Regions from separate parts of the Homo sapiens genome. Here region 1 is linked to region 2. A link is an interaction called in ENCODE POLR2A ChIA-PET data of the cell type or tissue named here. Cell type or tissue: A673. All regions are shown on one strand.

Evidence for each region. Peaks named below come from ENCODE experiments on the same cell type or tissue, not always from the same donor. Only the 100,000 strongest peaks of a DNase experiment are listed, where the experiment ranks them.
Region 1: POLR2A ChIA-PET joins it to region 2 with 15 read pairs; 3 of 35 experiments call an interaction of 5 or more read pairs at or near these places.

Annotation. Positions count from the first base shown.
Region 1 is chr14:72,310,279-72,312,778 of GRCh38, forward strand. The region is part of intron 2 of RGS6 (regulator of G protein signaling 6); the gene reads left to right. Among named protein-coding and RNA genes, the nearest start is that of MIR7843, 210 kb to the right of the region's middle. In A673, no CTCF peak of the experiment used is centred here; a DNase peak (open chromatin) is centred at 1,213.
Region 2 is chr14:72,075,798-72,078,297 of GRCh38, forward strand. All of the region lies in intron 2 of RGS6 (regulator of G protein signaling 6), which reads left to right. Among named protein-coding and RNA genes, the nearest start is that of RGS6, 140 kb to the left of the region's middle. RefSeq lists an enhancer at 31-571. In A673, no CTCF peak of the experiment used is centred here; no DNase peak of the experiment used is centred here.

The DNA of each region.
Region 1 (2,500 bases), 230 kb after region 2:
TCAGCCGCTGGTCTTGAGGAGGGTTTGTTTCTCTCCTCTGTCTTCTAGGAAGCAAAAGGTTAAACTGTTCATTTTAAGAGCCTCCCTGGGTATAAAATACTGAGCTTTGTCTTTCTGGAGTGAGCCGATTCCTAGGCCCCTTGACCTTTGCTCCAACATGTCTGCTGCCCATCCCTTAGAGTGTTTTTCTTTGCTTTCTATTTAGTCAGAAGGAATGAGGCTAGTGTCTGCCGTTAGCTTAATTATTGGGGAAAAGCGTTGGAAGAAAAGAAACTGATTCTCTCCATTTTTCTAATTGTTACTTAACCAAGTCTTGACAAGATACAATTTGGTGGCTAATATGCATGGAGTGCCCTTTCTGAAAGCAGAGGCTCTGCTTGTGGATTCTGCAGTGAAGGCTGGAGTCACACCTTGGAAATGACTGTCCACCTTCACATTTGCACACATCACTTACACACATGGAGCTCCTTCCACCACCAGCCTCCCCTGAGCCTTCATAAGACACAGGCTGCTGCTTTAAGGAACATTAACAATCCAGACCCTTCCAGGGACCCATGTGACTCCAGCTTCTCCCACAATAGTCAGAAATCGTAATTGAGAGTTCAGAATTCATAGGTACCAGGATAATATTGCAGAAAGATAATCAGGCACCTACTTCCCAGTTCCCTGAAATTAAAACAGGTATTCATCTTGTCAGAATAAGAAAACAGGGTCCTGCTGTGTTCCAGCCACCTGGCAACCTTGTTCTTAGAATACAGAAAGGGAGGGAAGCAATGTGTGCGATCACTCTAGCCGAAGAATGTAGAGAGAAGCGAAGACCATTTTTTTAGTCCTAATTTCCTACAAGGGACAATGCACCTAAAGTTTTTCAAGCCTTGCTCAGAATCATCTCACAAAAGGAAAGGCCCTTTGCTTCACAAAATATTTTAATGAAAGCAAAACAGTGACTAAGAGCCTCATGTACTGCTGGTTCTGCCTGTTTCAAATCTTGAAAGGCCTTTAATAACCTCCATTATGTGACTATGTGATTTTTATCACACAATCTCAGATTCTTACATTTTTTAAATAACTCACCAGCAAGAACCAATGTCAGAACTAAATGCTAATAAGATTTGGCCTGGGAGAGTAACATAGTAAGATTGTTAATGTTTAATGCACTCTCATCAAAGTGGGATAATCCTACGGCTGAAGGTTAAGTGAGCCTTTTGTAAAAAAAAAAAATAATAGGGAAGAAAACATTATTGTAGCTTTTCCATTTTACTCAGTCAAATGAATTCAACATAAACTTGTTATAGCCAAGCCCAGGCTAGACATTTCCTGGTGATCTGGTAATTTCCCTTGTATTGTTCATGTGGTTTGTCTCTTTCCTCTTCCTCTTTGTTTCTAATGATGATGATGAACAGCATCTCTGCAATAGGCCACATTCTCAAAGTGCTCCATTCATTGTCACTTGAAAAGACCACTGTTGGGTTTTATTGCCATCATTGATATACAAGGATAATTTACATACAAAATTGTGGTTTGGTTTTAGAGCCATGGCAACCAGAGTATCACTTCTGATGGGAAAAGGAAGAATGGCCTTCAGTGATGGAGTAGGCAATTGCAAAGAGTTCTGCTCCCAGTTCTCTTGCTAAATCAAAAGATTGCAAGGGTCAAGATCGATTTCTTCATTTTCTTTAGGCAGCAATCTGAAGAGGCCCCAGCAGAAAACTCCAGCCTTAGGATTTCTGGTAATCAGAAAAAGAAGCAACTGTTCTTGGGTAACATGTGGTGCCCATAAAAGGGCATCAGCTCTTGGGGGCAGCCTGAGGTTACCAGGTTCACCTTTGCTCATTCTGCGCAAGGATCGCTCCCCTCAGAGTTTCTGCAGGGGAATGTGTACTCTGGTGTTCGGTATTAAAGCTTCTACATGAATTTATAGAGTTGCTTACATTGGCTGAGAAATTGTTTTTTTTTTTTTTTTTTGGTACTCAGCCCTAATTTTCCCTGGCAAATATTGCTCTGTAACTTTGAGATGAATGTACCCATCAAAAACTCCAGAAGAAATTCTCATGCAGTTCTATTATTGCTCATCATTTTGCCAAGGAACGTTAGTAAAGAGAGCTATGAAGTGGCTAAAGAAGTTGTGTTTTTTGTTTGTGTGTTTGTTTTTCCTTTTCATCGTTTTATGTCTTAGTAGGAGAAGAATCCAAGATGAAAAGGACAGGCTCTGGTTTTAGCTTTGCCACTAATTTCGTGTGTTTCCTTATGCAAGTGTCCAGATCTTCTTGGGAATTAATTTCTTTATTTGTCAAAGGGAGCTAATAATACCTGCCCTGGCCAACCTGTAACATAGTTATGCGTAGGAGTAAAATCACAGATGTGAAAGTTTGCAAAATTCTAAGATCCTTAGGTAGCTCATGCGTCGACAGGAGTAATGAATTATACACCTACCGCAAAAGGTGATTGTGGGGATCCAGTGTCAAAGGGCTTAGAAGAGAGTGTGACACATAAGTAGCAT
Region 2 (2,500 bases):
ACCTTACGTGACCTCCGGACGGCAGTGTCAGTGTTGGAAATGGCAGGCTGCTGCAAATATGCTAAAACCTCATCAGTTGTCTCTATTCGTCTGACCAAAGTCCGTGGGAAGAGCAAGATGCTGGTGATATCCTGGAGCTCTTCTGACACAAGGCTCTGGCTAGCCTTGATACATTCCTCAAATTCTTCCTTCCAATTCTGAAACCTTTTGTTTTCCAGACAATAAAACCCTCCCAAACTCCTACCTAGACATTCTCTCTAAGCAGTCCTGGGAGACCACATGTGACTTGACTTTTAACTATCTTTACAGCGTTTACATTTTGCTCCTTCTTTTTGTCATGCCATTACTAGAGGGAGGATGGGCCATCCAGAGCAGCGTGCGCCCTCCACAGGCACCTTAGCCTGTTCTTCACTCCGCCATGATTGAAAGAGGAGAAAATATTCTATAGCTGTTCCTTTTCTGTTCTTGGCTTTTTCACTCTTACTGACCTTACAAGTTTTATTTTTCCATTTCTGAATCTCAATTATTTTCATTTCTCCTATTCAGTATAGTTTTTAATAGATAGCATTGCATTACATGGATGTCCCTTATTTAATCAACTGTTTGGTATTTCTTTTCTGTTTTTCAAAATCTAATGAACACTCCAGTGAATATCCTTTTGTTCGGGATTTATCTCTAGAAGGAAGATTACTGGCTAAAAATATATGTACATTTAACATTCATATACATATCTATACACACTTTTTTTTGAGACAGCGTTTCACTCTGTCACCCAGACTGAAATGCAGTGGCATGATCATTGTTCACTGCAGCCTCTACCTCCTGGGCTCAAGCAATCCTCCCACCTAAACCTCCTGAGTAGCTGGGACTATAGACACGTGCCATCATGCCAGCTGAGTTTAAAATCTCGTTTTGTAGAGACATGGTCTTACTATGTTGCCCAGGCTGGTTTCAGACTCCTTGGGCTCAAGTAATCCTCCCACCTCAGCCTCCCAAAGTATTGGGATTATAGGTGTGAACCACTGGGCCTGGCCTATGTATACATAATTAGGCTATACTGTCTATAAAATTTGGCTATCTATAGTCAAATTATTTTATATGCATATATCCAAATATACCTATAAATAGCCAAATTATACATATACAGCCAAATTTTATATATATATATATATAAATGTTATATATATATAGCCAAATTATATAAAGCTGTATATATAGTCACATTATCCTACAGGAAATGATGTAAATGTACCAATTTACATTCCTGTAACAGGGCATTAGAATTCCCTTTTTCCAGAGCCTTGCCAACACTGGTTATTTATAACCCTTTCAAACTTTGTATGAAAGTTGTATGTATTTTAAGATAAATGAAAACTTATATTGATTTGTAATTATTTATTGGTATAATTGAACACCTTTCCATATCTTTATTGTACTAATGTGTATGAATTCCATCTTAATAGTTTTGCTAACTTGTCCATTGAGGGGTTTCCTACTGATTTGTAATGGCTCTCTATATAAAAAGGATGTTAATTTTTGCCTATTTTACAGTAATAGTACAAATATTCTCTCATGTTTTCTATTAGTCTTTTAACCTTTGTTTAGTTTTTTTTCGTTCCTTCATAAATGCTAAATTTTATGTCATCATATCTTTCAGTCCTTTTCTATATTATTTCTGGCTTTGATGGCATGCATTGAAAGCCCTTTTCCACCCCAGAGTTATCAACTCGTTGGAAAATGATGTTGAAATGTCACTTTTAATATTTACTAAACACTCTTGCCTAATTTGTTCTATTTTGAAGCCCTTTAATTCTGTTTCTTTAATCTGCCTGTCTTTTTTTTGTGCCTGTTCCTTACTGTCTTGACTACTGCAGGCAACATACTTACATCTAAAGAACAAGCACACCTATTCTGCCCTTTTGCTAAACAAATTTTCAGCCTCTTTTTCAATGATTATTTTTTCAAATCAATGTTAAACATCACGTAAAGTTTCAAGAAAACCCCTAGGGGTATTAGTATTTAGAGTGCATTAAATTTTTAGCTAATTCATGGGAGAATTTGAAGTATTATATCTTCTAATTTAAGTTAGAGTACAGGAATTGTCTGTCTTTATCCCTCTAAGTACATTCAGATTCTCAAGAATAGTACCAAAATTCTCAGATCCCCCTCTACCAGTATTTTTCTCCCACTGATGGCTCTTCAACCCTAAAATGTCTTAGTGGTATGGTTTGGATCTCTGTCCCCACCAAATCTCATGTCCGATCGTGGTCCCCACTGCTGGCAGTAGGGCCTGGTGGGAGGTGATTAGATCATGGGGAGGCTTCTTATGAATGGCTTAGCACCCTCCACTTTGTGCTGTTCTTATGATAGTGAGTTCTCATGGGATCTGGTTGTTAAAAAGTGTGTGGCACCTCCCCAAACCCCTTGCTCTTGCACCGGCCATGTAAGGTGAGGATGCTTCCCCTTTGTCTTTTGCCATAATTCTAAGTTTCCTGAGGCC